Regions from separate parts of the Homo sapiens genome. Here region 1 is linked to region 2. A link is a contact called in ENCODE Hi-C data. All regions are on one chromosome and are shown on one strand. Each heading gives the region's core, a stretch centred on a gene start or an enhancer-like site at or near the end of the contact. The rest is flanking DNA. Distances are from core to core; before and after follow the strand shown.

The links. Hi-C counts contacts between places; a loop is a spot of excess contacts on that map. Pooled maps may share reads with other maps.
Region 1: a pooled map shows a loop between it and region 2 (3-fold over the local background). The contact joins two enhancer-like sites. A Hi-C loop is called at or near these places in 1 of 168 maps with a recorded cell type or tissue (psoas muscle), 1 of 37 single-sample maps with no recorded cell type and 3 of 50 pooled maps.

Annotation. Positions count from the first base shown.
Region 1 is chr2:105,771,155-105,778,633 of GRCh38, forward strand. All of the region lies in intron 1 of NCK2 (NCK adaptor protein 2), which reads left to right. Among named protein-coding and RNA genes, the nearest start is that of NCK2, 30 kb to the left of the region's middle. RefSeq lists enhancers at 5,371-5,470, 5,531-5,640, 6,751-7,251. Within about 2 kb of position 5,262, at least 9 of the 41 ENCODE cell types and tissues checked have a DNase peak (open chromatin) inside an H3K27ac peak, as active enhancers do.
Region 2 is chr2:105,365,976-105,373,648 of GRCh38, forward strand. It overlaps FHL2 (four and a half LIM domains 2), which reads right to left. Exons shown (of 7, transcript NM_001318895.3): 4 at 7,584-7,673; 5 at 1,595-1,764. It also overlaps a transcript of C2orf49 not described here. Among named protein-coding and RNA genes, the nearest start is that of FHL2, 29 kb to the right of the region's middle. RefSeq lists enhancers at 3,435-3,936, 3,937-4,436. Within about 2 kb of position 3,961, at least 12 of the 41 ENCODE cell types and tissues checked have a DNase peak (open chromatin) inside an H3K27ac peak, as active enhancers do.

The DNA of each region.
Region 1 (7,479 bases), core at 4,012-6,511, 410 kb after region 2:
CTCGTGATCCGCCTGCCTTGGCCTCCCAAAGTGCTGGGATTACAGGCGTGAGCCACCGCGCCCCGCCCAATATCACTATTTCTATCCCCTTTTATATTTTCCATTCTGACTTTCTAGTAAAAAAACATGAGGGCTGGCGGGGTGGCTCACGTGTGTAATCCCAGCACTTTGGGAGGCTGAGGCAGGTGGATCACCTGAGGTCAGGAGTTCAAGACCAGCCTGACCAACATAGTGAATCCCCGTTTCTATTAAAAATATAAAAATTAGCTGGGTGTGGTGAGGGCGCCTGTAATCCCAGCTACTTGGGAGGCTGAGTCAGGAGAATCACTTGACCCGAGAGGTGAATGTTGCAGTAAGCCGAGATTGGGCCACTGTACTCCAGCCTGGGCGACAAGAGTGGAACTCCCTCTCAAAAACAGAAAGACCTAATTTAGACAAATATTTCAAGAAGTTTCCCATTGTTTCTAATCATGTCACTTAGGTAGAAAGTAATGTTCTTTTCTTATCAATAGAAGGCAGCTTTTTTAAAGCTGATGTTTCTCAAATAGAGGCTACTGAGATTTGCTTTGAGTTCATAAAGCTTTCTAGAAAAAGCATGTACCTGGGTTGACCGCTACTGGCAGCTTTTTCTAACCATTGTTTTCTTCTGTCTGAAGTAAAAACCCTCTGGTGTGAAAGCTGCCATTCCTTTGTGAGGCCTGCCCATCACTCAGATCTATATTTTTCTCCGCAGCTGTTCCCAGAAGCTTCCTCAGACTGACTTCCTCCCTCCCAGGGCTGTTCCAGGGCCTCATTTTCCACTCCCTCCCAGACACCCTTCAAAATTGGATATTGTCGTCAAAGTGTCCAGGAACTCTTCAGCTCTGAGTCTTTGAGAACTCAGCTTGTAAGCTGCGTCCTGCCTGTGGAACTGCCGATCCTGGCTCAGCCGAGGGCAGTGTCTGAAGGATGGCGGAGGGGGTAGCGTTTGCAGAGGCTGAGAATGCTGTGTTAGCAGTTTCCACCGGTGTCTTCCCAACAGCCTCTCGGAGCCTCCTGGGAACTCTTGATCTCTTTGGCCCTGAGTTTGAGAACCATAGATTTATTTAGACTGTTGATTTTTAACTTTCTCAAGGCTCAGCTCATTATTTGTTTATTCCCAAAGGAGAGCCTTCTGCCCCATGGAATAAACAGCACTAAGCATCCTTCCCATTTGCCTGTGTTTGGTCAGGATAAGAACCTAGAAAAAGGAAAATGTTCCTTTCTTTGTTCCCGGGGAATGTGGGCATAGTCCTGGGTTTCACTTTAGCCCACCTGATGTCCTGCCTTTTAGATAGCTGATCTAGCCTCACAGATGTGCTTCTCCAGAAGTGGCCGGATCTCTGGTCCTCCTCCCTCCGCAGCACTGGGGTCAGCCGCATGTTACTGATGCTGGGTTAAACATTGAGCCAGTACTTGCCTGTCACTGTTGGCTCAGCATGCAGTCATTATTGCAGAGGACATGGGAATAAGTCAATGACAAAAACACTGTGCTTCTGACTTCAGGGAGGCTCAGAGGCATTAGTGACCTCCTACTAGAGTTTTTCCCCGAAACTCTTCTTTCTGGAATTGACTTCTTCTCCCCTCCCATTTTCACAGTGAGTGCAGCTTCCTTTCATCTGGGAACCAGAGTCCTCCCTGTCCTTGCCCTGCATCTAGGTCTCCTGGTCCTTCCTTCACAGTGTGTTCCTGGCGACCTCCCACATCATCCCACGTGTCCACATTTTTTTTTTTTTTTTGAGATGGTCTCCCTTTGTTGCCCAGGCTGGAGTGCAGTGGTGTGATCATGGCTCACTGATGCCTTGAACTCCTGGATTCAAGCAATCCTCCTGCCTCTGCCTCCTTAGTAGCTGGGACTACAGGTGTGTAGCACCCCACTCAGCAAATTTTTTTTTTTTAATTTTTCTGTAGAGACAGGCCCTCACTGTGTTATCCAGGCTGGTCTGTAACTCCTGGCCTCAATCCATCCACCTGCCTCAGCCTCCCAAAGTGTTGGAATTACAGGCATGAGCCACCTACCATCTGGCCGTCACTCACCTTTTTGCCAGTGAGTGCCAAGGATATTTTTCTTTAAGAAACCAACATCAGCAATTGCAGTTGTTTCTCGAATCCTCTAACACTGGCTTAGTCCCCCTTGTCCCTCTCCTTTCCAGCCACCCGCTTGAGGCAGACCTGTCTTCTCGCCGTCTGGTACACGTGCCGGCCTCCATCAGTCCATGCACCTTTGCTCATGCTGGTTTTTCATCCCTGGAATGCCTCCTTGTTTCCCACATGCTCAGCTCAGGGCCATCACCACTGCACCTGGAACCTGCTGGGCAGGTAACTTCAGTGTCATAGAAAGACCCCATGGTGTCTGGCATCTGTGCTTCATACTTCATGTCTTTCCTTCCCCTTCCCCAGTCCTCTGTCAGCACCCAATACCATAGTATCCCTTTGACACTATGGTTCATTTCTTATATGCTAGAGCATCCTGGTTTATGGATATTTTTTCTTTGGAAGACTTGAAGCAGCAGTCACCCACTCAACAACTATTTGAGCACCTACTCTGAGCCAGGTGCTATTTCAGGCCCTGGTGATCCTGCGGTGGAAAAGGAGCACCCAAGTGCTTGCTCCCCTGAGCTTGTGTCTGGCAGGCTGCCTGGAGAATCGGTAGTGGTGTGGACTGTTGTCTTTTGTTCTTATGCAGTGTTTTGGGTAGTCCAGCAGTCTTTTCTTTAACTGTTTTTATTTGCCTTAAACAAGACAAAACCCTCTGTTTATAAGAAAGATGTCAGAGGTACCAAAATGAAGTGTGCATCTGGAAGTCCTCAGGTGGAAGATGTGGATTTTTCCAGCTATCTTTTTTTTTTTTTTTGAGACGGAGTCTCGCCCTGTTGCCCAGGCTGGAGTGCAGTGGCACAATCTTGGCTCACTGCAACCTCTGTCTCCCAGGTTCAAGCAATTCTCATGCCTCAGCTTCCAGAGTAGCTGAGACTACAGGCACGTGCCACCACACCCAGCTAATTTTTGTATTTTTAGTAGAGACAGGTTTTCACCATGTTGGCCAGGCTGGTCTCGAACTCCTGACCTCAAGTTATCCCCCCGCCTCAGTCCTCTAAAGTGCTGGGATTACAGGTGTGAGCCACTGTGCCCAGCCTCCAGCTATCTTAGTAACAGATGTTTTAGGTACCTGAGTCCTCCTCACAGTAGCTGAGCCCTTACAGCAAGCCTTAACTTGGCTGTGTGATGATGGTCTGACTGGTCTGACAGATGCTCAGTATTTTCTGTGTTGGCAAAAATAAAATTGATGTATTGGTCAGAATCTGGTGGCCCTCCCTGTGAATGGACCCCTTGGGCCCTGGTGTGTTGAGCCCCTGGAACAATGTATTTGGGTCCCAGAGTCAGATTTGATCGTCTCAATTTGGGCAGGTGTCCACTGCAGGTCTGGTCATGTGGCTGGGGAAGGCACACACACAACGAACTCTAGACCTGGCTGTTGGGGCCTGTCCACTCTGTGGTGCGGTAGGGAGAGGAGGTGTCAAGTTGTCTGGGGCCTGGATGACGAAATCTGTGTTCCACAAGTACACTCAATTTTTAACTCACGTTTATTTTGTAACTTTTGTGAAGCATTCATTGGACACTGAGTACTGGGTATCATCTATAAAGCCACTTTTCTTTTTGAGTTATGTGTTGAAAGAAATGTGGCTTAATGAGCCGTGTAGATGTACAGCTGAAAAAACGCTTTCTAAAATCATTACCAGTCCAGGCACCGGTGGCTTATGCCTGTAATCCCAGTGCAGGAGGATCAGTTGAGGCCAGGAGCCTGAGGCCAGCCTGGGCTGTATAGCAAGGCCCTGTCTCTACAATGATAATAATAATATAATAATAATAATAATTACCAGATGGATTCATGTAGAAATTGAGTCACACCATGGTGTCTGAATACCTTGTCATCTGATGTTAGCTAAACTTTAGTTTTTAAAAAATAGTAATAAGTGGTATTTGTTGAGGGGTGGTTTTTACGTGTTAGTCATGTTGTAAGTAATTTGCACTGTGTGTGGCATGTGGGTGCCTAATCAATGAGAATTTGCCTGTTTCTTTGTGGATTTTTAATTTTTCATGATGGGAAATTTCAAAATTTAAGAATCCTGAATCCTGGTGTGCCTGTCACTGGACATCAGTAGTTAACTCACCTCATTCCCTTCCCTGATCTCTGGGCTCCCTATTAGATTATTCAGATTCCAGGTAGATAGATAATTATTTTTAACCGAAATTTAGTTTTTAAAATTTAACTTCAGATTGATCTTGTTTGAACTTAATCATTTTTCCTCTGACTTGCTTATTTTTTTCAGTTGTCATTGTAGCACATTGATGTGTTCTTTCTTATCTCCTTTTGGGTTTTAAACATTATTTATGAATTTATGCCTTAACTTAAATTGTCTACAGCTTCTGCTGTAGACAAAGGAGCTGTTTGTTTCATGCAACCTTTCAAGTGAAGAATAATCAGCTAATTACAACTGTTTGAAAATTAGCTTCCTTTTTGTTTGTTTGTTTTTCCTTCCTACCCTGGGAGCCTGGCTGGCATCACTGGGAGCACCACACCTCCCGGTGTGGTGAGCTTGGGAGCTACCTTGATTCACTTGGATTCTTTTAATGTGTATTTGTGTTTTTGTGCACTAATCAGGCTCATTATTTTCTCATCTGTAAATGAGAAACTTGGAATAGCTGGTCATCAAAAAGTTCCTTTTTGATTTTGTGGTTACCAAAACCAAAACAAAGCACCACCACCAACAAAAAAAACAGTGCGAGGGATAATTGTTGACCGTCAGTTGCTTAGGGAGTTAATGACTTCCACCTGGGAAATAATTTGAAAAAATGTCCCCCTTGTATTTTGGTTTGGCCCAATTTGGTGTGGCCTGGAGCATGTCCCTTACTGCAGGCCACCTCTGGGGGTGTGGGTGCGGAGCAGGCCATGCCTGGCTGGGGACCTCCCCTAGGAATCTCAGTGCTCTGCCCTGCCATTCGCTCCCACTTCCTGTACGTTGCTACAGTGTCCTGGGTGGGGACACCCCAACTTCCGTCCCAGCGACAGAAACCGTACATCCTGGGTTTTCTGTAACACTCAGTTTCTTACCTTTTGCCCTTTATTTCTATAAGTCCTCCAAATATCTTAACATTTCAACATCTTCTGGAAGCAGCCAAAGCACGTTTGGGGGAGGGAGTTCAGAACCCCTGTCACCATGCATATACCAGGTGGGCCCATTTGACTGGGACAGGGTGGCCGCCCTCCAGGGTGTACAGTCACCCAGCTGTGGTTGGGGGCTGCTTCCTGTGCCATGCCATCTGCTAGCCTACCCACCCGTGGAGGGCTCCTGCATGCTGCCAGCCTTGGGTTGTCCCCTGGCCTGGCAGGGGACCTCTATGACATTTTGAGCATGATCAGAAAAAGGAACTTGTGGATTTTCTTTTAGGGTTAGCTGGTGAGCAGATGATGCCAGCTAGCAAGCCACCTTCCTCCTCCAGCCAGCCTCCCTCGTTTTAGCTCAGCCATCCCAGCAGGGCTGGACTTAGTCCAGGCTCCGGGCTCCCAGCTCCTGGCTGCAGGGATCTTTAGCAGTCGGACCACACGTGACTATTCGAGGGTACCATAGCCCTCTGGTTTCTTTCTGGTAGTCAGTACTGCTGACCTCACTTTTCAGATAATCTCTGCTCTCCTCTGGCCTTGGGGTTCTTCCTGACCCCTTGGAGCCTCTCTCAGTAAATGGAAACCTCCTAGGGGTTTCATATAGGCAGAATCTAGTATGGGGAGTGGCTTCACGAGAGTGTGAAGGGCTGGACAGCCAAAGGCATCTTCCCCAGAGATCAGAGACTAAGAAAGCTGCCGCTGTCCCTAGGTCTGAAGGGCAAAATGAGGCCTTGAGAGTTCCCAGAGCCTGAGAGCAGGTGCTCTCCTCACTGCTGCTGCCGCCGAGCAGGAATTCTGAGCCCACGGCCCTGCGGCTGTCACTGGGCACTCCACCGATGGCAGCTGGAACCTTCTACTCTCGTCACTGCTGCTTTAGGAACCTGCTGTCCCCATAGCCACGAGCCGGGGTGTTGCGGGGGGGCAACGCTTTGCCCTTCCTCCTGCCTTTTAATGTTGCACCTGGTTGTGTCTTTGACAGAACTTAACCAGAATCCAGCTGGCAAGGGTAGCTTTCAGGTACAGAGGAGGGCTGGGGCAGTCCTCACACCAGGAGGCCACATCTTGCACACAGACTCCTGAGAGTGTGGGTGGAATGAAATGACCCAGTGCTCACCACCTGGCACGGCGTGGGTGGAGAGTGGTAGGTGCTGTGCATTTTCTGTATGGATCAATGGAAATGGGATATTGATAATCATGCGGATTATACCCACACACCAAAATGGAAAAACAAAACAAATGAAAAGTTTAACATGACCTGCTTTGGCCAGTGGAAATGACTATAAATGACTTCAGTTGCAGCTGTTCTCCGGGTAACAGTCTGTGGACACCAATGCGCACAATTCCTATCAAGGTCCTGTGTGTAGAGCCACTGTGGACACTGTGGTTCTCTGGTGCATATGTTGTGGGTGGAGAAGCAGACCACTTGAAGCCCTGGTAGGAACTGTTTGCTCCTGTCAAGCAGGAAACAAACACGTGCATCTTGAAAATGCCGAGCTCCCTTTGCAGTTCTGTGCTCGTATTGAAGAGAGGATCGGTACTGGGGTGACAGCTCACAGGATTCCAGCAGCAGCACCTTGGTTTCGCCTAGCCGTTCAGCCTTTGCCTGTCTTCTTGTCATGGAAAGTTCTTTTGTTTGAGACCTGGACTTTGTGAGTCTCTCCTAGCTCCCTTATTTGCACCTGCCTTTTCTCCTCACCTTCTTCAGCTGTGCTTGGAGGAGCTGCCAAAGTGGCAGTAAAAGAAACCCCATTGAGCTCTGTGAAGTGAGAGAAATTTGTCCTAAGGACAAGATGTGTTGTGAAGGAGATGTTGGCAGGCCTCTGGGACTGGGTCCCGGGCTTAGAGGGGGACTGGGGACCTAGAAAGCCCCCTGCCTCTCAGCTCTATCCCTCTGCACATTACAGACTGGCCGTCCCTATCCCAGCACATGTGGTAGTGACCTTTGCCAACATCCTGGAGGCATGTGTCTCCAGCAGAGGCTGGAGCCTTCAGGATCTGTTCTGTGTTCTAGCCTTGAGGAAAGAGCTGCTTTGGCCCAGTTTGGTCAGCTGCCCACTCTGACCACATCTGCTGACCATCCTCTGTGGCGTGGGAAGTGGTGGTGTGTAAGAACACACCTGCCCTTAACACTGTGTGCATGGGGACCAGGGAAGGGCGGTGATGGCAGAGGGAAGAAGCCCTTGGTTCTGGGCAGCCTCTCCATGGGGATTTGCCGGCAGAGTTAACTCTCACAGAGTAATGCAGGATGCTGGTGGCTGCGTGAACCAAAGGTGCCCCTATTAACTGGAGTTTCTGCA
Region 2 (7,673 bases), core at 2,711-5,210:
AGGTCGATCACCTGAGGTCAGGAGTTCCGAGATCAGCCTGGCCAACATGTTGAAACCCCGTCTGTACTAAAAATACAAAAAAAACCGGCTGGGCATGGTGACGCACGCCTGTAATCTCAGCTACTTGGGAGGCTGAGGCAGGAGAAATTGCTCGAACCCAAGAGGCGGAGGTTGCAGTGAGCCAAGATCGAGCCACTGCACTCCAGCCTGGGCGACAGTGTGAGATTCTGTCTCAAAAAAAGAAAAAAAAAAAGGAAATGAGAGAAAGACTGAATGGAAATTGGTAAGAATACTCAGCACTTAGAAAAGGTGTGGGCAAGGTGGGGATATTCTTGCCCAGGCCAGCCAGGTACAGGTAGCAGCATTGGGGATGTTTCTCCATGGCCCAGACGCAAGGGTAGAGGCCCCAAGGGCAAAACAGCAGAAGCTGGGTGAGCAGAGTCAATAACAGGAGGAGAGCGAACAGAACCTGTGATGAGTTCCACAGCTGGCGCTGCCCAGGGCGAGTGAGCAGTGGGAGGGTGCCACTCAACAGGCTGATGCAAATCCTAACAGGACAGAGACGCTGGAAGCTATAGCATAATAAGAATTGCGTGTGTCTAAGAGTCAGAGGGCACAGCAGAAAACTAAGCTACACCCTGAAGGGTGCAGGTCGGGGGGCAACTGGGCAGAGAGATGGCTTCCTACAGATATGCAGTTCCCTTTCTTTCTTTAACCCTAACAGAGCCATGACTGGAATAGCACATTATCGAGTAGATAAGTTTATTTATTTATTTTTTTAATTTTTTGAGATGGAGTCTCGCTCAGTCGCCCAGGCTGGAGTGCAGTGGTGGGATCTTGGCTCACTGCAACCTCCACCTCCCGGGTTCAAGTGATTCTCCTGCCTCAGTCTCCTGAGTAGCTGGGACTACAGGCGTGTGCCACCACACCCAGCTAAGTTGTGTATTTTTAGTAGAGATGGAGTTTCATCATGTTGCCCAGGCTGGTCTTGAACTCCTGACCTAAGGTAATCCACCAGCCTTGGCCTCCCACAGGTGATCCACCAGCCTTGGCCTCCCACAGTGCTGGGATTACAGGCATGAGCCTCCATGCCCGGCCAGAGTAGATACATTTAATAAATGATCTGTCCCATATCCATGGAGGCAGACTTTTCTCCTTTACTTTTCTTCTCACATCCGTCTCTCTCTCCTCCCTTCCTCTCCTCCCTCTTCCTTCCATCTTTCTCTCCCTCTCAAGTTTGCAGTTGTTTTCTTGTTTTATTCATGGAGAGAAGCTGAACAAGACAGCTTTGGGATGGTGGCTCCCCTTCCCTCTAACCTCAGGTTATCAACATAAGAACATATTTAGAAATGGTCTAGAAGAAGGCAGGGTTAAACGATTTGATCACAGAGCTCAACAATGTTGATGTCTTTGAAAGAAGGATGGACACCCAGACCCGATGGATAAATGCTCAGAATGTAAGGCAGGACAGGCACAGCTCCCACGCCACTTAAGTATCACAGGTATCCTTGGTTTTGGAAAGAGAACTGACAGACATGGACCATGGAGGCAAACCAGCCAGAACGTGCAAGGGCCAAGGGGGCATCTGAGATACCTTTTTGCACTGAACGCACTGCATGGCATGTTGTTTCTCATAGCAGGGCACACAGAAATTCTGATTGTCTTTGGGGATGAAACTCTTGGTTCCAATTGGCTGCTGGCAGCGGTGGCAGATGAAGCAGGTCTCATGCCAGCTGCTGCCCTTGTACTCCATCTTGCGGGTACCTGTCATCAGGGTCAAGAGGAACACAGCAGAGTTATGGTTAGAGGGGTGTGGAGTCCCAGCAATCTGCCTTCAGAGCTTGCTGCCCTCTAGTTTTATGACCAGAGCAAGCCACTTCAGCTCTTGAAGGCTCGCCTCTACATGGAGGTAATTCCTATTTTGTGCAGGGCGTGGACTTTGTCTTTTGGTTCACTACTGTACACCCAGCTCCTAGAACAACACGTGTACATTTTAGGCACTTAACATTTATTTATTGAATACCGTGGTTAGGAATGTTAAATCTAAAAAAAGTTAAGTCTCTCTCAGCAATGCAAAGTATAAAGAGAAGTGTGGCATAGCTCCGATGAATTCCCATGGAGCATGACTTTTGGAGTCTAGGGACTGTATTCACCTATTGCACACCTGATAATGAACACCCCGTCTGGTTCACAGCAGGATGGAAATGGCTAGAGTGTGAATGAACCTGGAACCTCGAACCTGATTCAGTGAGCAGCCTCTACAACACTCACTTTACATACTGCCTGTTGAACCAAGTTGTGATGTATCTAGGTAGTTTTATGCACTGTACTAAGTGCTATAATTAAAACCTACATGTAGTTTTTTTTTGTTTTCGAGACAGGGTCTCACTCTGTCACCCAGGCTGGAGTGCAGTGGTGCGATCCTGGCTCACTGCAGCCTTGAACATCTGGGCTCCAGGGAAACTCCTGCCTCAACCTGAGTAGCTGGAACTACAGGTGCACACCACCATGCCTGGCTGAAATCTTCATGTGTTACTTGTACATCCCATTTAGTAATTGCCTAAACCTACGCCATCCATTGTCTTTTGAATAACTATTAGCATTTGATACATTTCTACCATTTCTCCAAGTGAACTGAGGAGCTCTAGAGAACTGAAACACTTATGGGTCACCCCTGCCACCACCAAGCTGGACTCACTGCAAGTGCTCGGTGTCTGTTGACTGACATTTTTTCATTTTTGTTTGCCAGAAAGAAGTGTATCTATTTATAGTAACGGATGATTCCAGATAGGCGTATAAACAAGTACCCTTCATATAAAGCAAAGGTAAAGAACAATCTGGGGAAATAAGTATCAGGGACAAAGAAAGAGGAAAGTGTTGTAAGTGCCCGGACTAGCTGAGGGGCCTGGCCACTGTGTAAGACCAAATCCAGACTGCTGCCTGCTTTTCAAATGAAGTTTTATTGGAACACAGCCACGCCCATTAATTTACTTCCATTGTTTACATCCGCTTTTAAGCTAGACGGCCGAGTAGTGTGCAGCTGTGTGCAGTTGTGCAGTTGTTGTGTAGTTGTAATAGTTGAGTAGTTGTGACAGAGACTGTATGGTCCACAAAGCCCCAAATATTTATCTGATTTTTGAAGGAAAAATGTTGCCAATCCCTGGGGACTGTGGCATGAGGGTCACATACATGTGACTTCAACTGGGGGTCAGGGAATGATGGGGAATCAAGCCGACAGAGGGACTGCCCCGCTCCAGACCAGGTGGAAGCAGCTGCAGTAACACAGGTGGCTTATAGGAGTCTATAGACTAGTCCATAGCTCTCAGCCCCAAAATCTTATGGTCCCAAGGACAAAGCTAGGGGTTGTATTTTAGCTGGCTAGAAAGTTGGTCATGAAATGTCTGTCCTCCAGTAATTAGGAATGTGCTGAGAATTATCACGATTGTTATTTAGGATCATTTTCTCAGCTTCCTGTACTTCCAAGACCAGACATTTGAGATTATATAAAATAAGCAGGGTGTGTGTTGGGGGGCAATGTGTGAGAGGGAATTTGGGATGGTGACACGCAGCGATCTTTTAATTCAAAACTAAGCTGTACAATCTATGGAATTCAATTGTGGGGTGATGAATCCTAAAACAAACATTACATGAAGCAATTGAAATTCAAGTAAAAATAGTGGAAGGACTTTGAATTCACAAAGATTTTCTTCAACCTCCATGCATACTTTTGTCACTTGCTCTTTGGATCTCTGACATTCATTCTGATCAAGCAGCCCAGAAGCCAAAGGATTTTGCCAATGAATATGGGGCAATTATGACTCTCATGGCATTCTTGTCGAGTTCTGAAATAAGTCTGATCAGATCAACACCAGTTCGAGGGCAACTCTACGTGCAGGGAATGCACAGGGCACCTGGAGCCTCAGGGACATGGCGCGTGCACCTCAGGCATGGCGACAGCAGTGGCCGCAAGCCTGCATGGTCATATGCAGCAATACCGGCAGGTGGCAGGAGCGTTCCTTCTCCTAACTGAATCGCACACTCTGAACCAAGTCTCCCGCAGGCGGAAGCGCAGTCTTGAAGAAGGGATGTCTTAATCTGATTCAAATAGTCAAATGAGGCTGGCTGCGGTGCCTCAGCCTTGTAATCCCAGCACTTTGGGAGGCTAAGGCGGGAGATCTCTTGAGCCCAGGAGTTGGCGACCAGCCTGGGCAACATAGAGAGTCCCTGTCTCTACCCCCCCAAAAAAAAAATTAGGCGGGTGTGGTGGTGTGTGCCTGAGGTCCTAGACACGTAGGAGGCTGAGGTGGGAGGATCATTTGAGCCCGAGAGGTCAAGGCTGCAGTGAGCAGTGATCGTACCACTACTCTCCCGCCTGAGCGAAAGAGCGAGATCCTGGCTCAAAAAAAAAAAAAGTCAAATGAGGAGCCAGAAATTTGGTTGCAGGGTTGGAGACAGAATCGCTACTTGAGTCTGCTCAGAGGCTGTGGTGCATCTGTAAGCAACGTCTGCTAATAGGGGCGCGAGAGCCGGTAAACCCCAGCACTGGGGTTACTGATGGTATTCCAGTTTCCTGATTGGTCATCAGGAAACTGACTTGTGTGGGGGGTGTGGAGCTGGTGGGTGAGTTTTTCACTTGTCCTCTAAATGTAAATTCACCGCAAAAGCTGTGCACTGACGCTGTAAACCCATATTCATCTTGAATGGGTTCTAACACTTTTAAAAATCAAACCCAGGCAAGCAAGTGCTTTGATTCAGTGTTTTGTCGGTGCTGGTTTGTTTTGCATACACCGGGATTCTTCTAGACGCCCTGCCTTTGGTGCCCAGTCCGTTTCTTCTGGCAGAGGCACCTGTAAAATGGGGATGAAGCCATCCAACCCAGGGAACACCGAAGATTCAATGGGATTCTGTAAAGCAGCAGGGTCTGACGCCTGTGTGTGTGCTCAGGGGCTGGAAGCTGTAGCTGTGTTGTTATTATTACTACACAGCATTTCTTACCACAGAGCCTGAATTCTTGCTTCCCCCATTCCTTAGTAGAAGAGGCTGCCGGCCAGTTAATTCTCAGATATTCAGTATGGGTTACCTCTCACTGAACATTAGGTTTTTACTTCTTATCTGATCATGTTTTTCTTTTCTTTCCCTCCCCAGTAAACACCATGAGAAAGGGAAGGTGTGATGGTTAATTTTATGTGTCAGCGTGGCTGGGCTCTGGTACCCAGTTGTTTGGTCAAAAAACAGGTTTACTTGTTGCCGTGAAGGTGTTTTTTAGATGTGACTAACATCTAAGTCAGCAAGCTTCGAGTGCAGCACGTTACCCACGTATCAGGGCCGGGCTTCATCTAATCGGTAGTGGGCCTTAGGGGCAAAGACTAAGGTTTCCCTAAGGGCAACTAATTCTTCTCAAGACTGCAATAGACACACCCTGCCTGAGTTTCCAGCCTGCCGCCCTACGGAATTCAAATGCTCCCATTTGGAACTGCAGTATCATCTCTTCCCTGAGCCTCCAGCCTGCTGCCCTGTTCTATAGATTCCAGACTTACCGCCTCCACAATCTCATGAGCCAATCCCTTGAAATCTCTCTCTCTCTCTCTCTCTCTCTCTCTCCTTATGTATGTATCTATGTGTATACATTTCCTTGATTGATTCTGTTTCTCTGGAGAACGTGACTAACACAGAAAGTCAAGACAGGTGAAAAATTCAAAATCCGGGAAATATGCATACTTTTTATGTCATGGTTGGTGCTAACAGTTAAAGTCTTTAAACAGCCCCTAGAGTCCCCAGTGGAAGCTTCCTTGGGCCCTTGTTCAGGAAACTAGTAAGGGTTTAATTTGTTTTTCAATTAATGTCGTGGTTCTTATTGTTACTGAGTGTTGTGTCTCTGCAGTGACTCCCTGTGGGGCAGGACACAGGTCAGCCTGGCTTTCTACGGGCTTCAATTCTCATTTGCACTGTCGCACAGCACTGGGGCCCGAGTTTCCAGCCTCTGCAGGATCCACATGATCTTAGAAGAGGCCTTCTTGCCTGGAGCTGCCCCATCTAAAGTCACCATGCAGCCCTTCCAGCTGTTTTCCCTTACAGCTGCCAACAGGGCTGGGACTGTGTCAGCCTGGGCATTTTTCTTCCCTGTCATAGTGTGTCACAGTTGTTTTAAAGTTATATTAACCAGAGAAATGTAGTGGCAGTAAGAAACCATCTTACCAAAGGTCAGATTACCTCCTTGCCTTTTTAAAAAATGATTATTCCTTATCCTACATAACTTTCTTTTTTTTTTGAGACGGAGTCTCACTCTGTCACCCAGGCTGGAGTGCAGTGGCGTGATCTCAGCTCACTGCAAGCTCCATCTCCTGGGTTCAGGCCATTCTCCTGCCTCAGCCTCCCGAGTAGCTGGGACTACAGACGCCCGCCACTATGCCCGGCTAATTTTTTGTATTTTTAGTAGAGACAGCGTTTTACCATGTTAGCCTGGCTGGTCTCAAACTCCTGACCTCGTGATCCGCCCTCCTTAGCCTTGCAAAGTGCTGGGATTACAGGGGTGAGCCACCACACCTGGCATCCTACATATATTTCTAAACTATTTCCCATATGTCAGTCTCTTCAGTATTTCTTTATTATCAAAAACAAAGCAAACCAACATGATGAAACCCCATCTCTACTAAAAATACAAAAATTAGCCAGGTGTGGTGGTGCACGCCTGTAGTCTCAGCTACTTAGGAGGCTAAGGCAGAAGAATCTCTTGAACCTGGGAGGCAGAGGTTGCAGTGAGTCAAGATTGCACCACTGAACCACATTGGCCAGGCCGATTTCAAACTCCTGACCTCAAGTGATCCACCCACCTCAGCCTCCCAAAGTACTGGAATTACAGGTATAAGCCACCGCACCCAGCTTCTTTCTGTATTTTGAAATTCCACATATTTTTGTCCACTTTGCTTTTTAAAATAAAAGATTCTGCTCTCCTACATAAAAAACAAAACAAAACAAATAACTCCCCCCACATACACACACAAAAAAACCATGAGGGACACAGTCCCATCAACACACAAGGCACCTTTATTGCCATCCTCGGCACCTGGCCCAGTTGCGGCTGTGCCCTTTTTGACTGTCCGTCTAGAACACCAACTCTACAAGGGCAGAGGACCAGGTGCACCTCGGCTCACACCCTACGAATGCTCAGCTCGAGCCCAGTGCCTGGCACGCAAGGGCACCATGCACACTTGGTGAAATAACTGAATGAGTACAAATTCAGCAGGTAGAAGGGAAGAAAAGAGAAACTATCTATGGTGGTGGGAGAGTGGGGGCTGATGCAGGAGATGTATTTTTAAGGGGGATACCCACCATTTTCTTACTCTAACAATTTGACTGCATAACACTGCCCCACGTGCACAGCAAAAAGATCCCGTTACTGCCCATGATAGAACCTGTATGTCCCTGCTTCGTAAGTACTCTAAATACTCCTCTGCAGTTCAAGGTCAAACTGGAAAGTCAACACGAGTGTCTGGAACCAAGTCAATGTGAACAGGGGGTCAGAGGAACGTGCACAAGGCTTGAAGCTAGACTGGCTCACGCATGAGAAAGGAGTGCCTCCTGACCTGGCATGATGGTCTTCTTGCATTCCTGGCACTTGGATGAGTACTCGTTGGAATAGCAGTCTGTACAGAGCAGCTGGTCCTCCTTGGCAG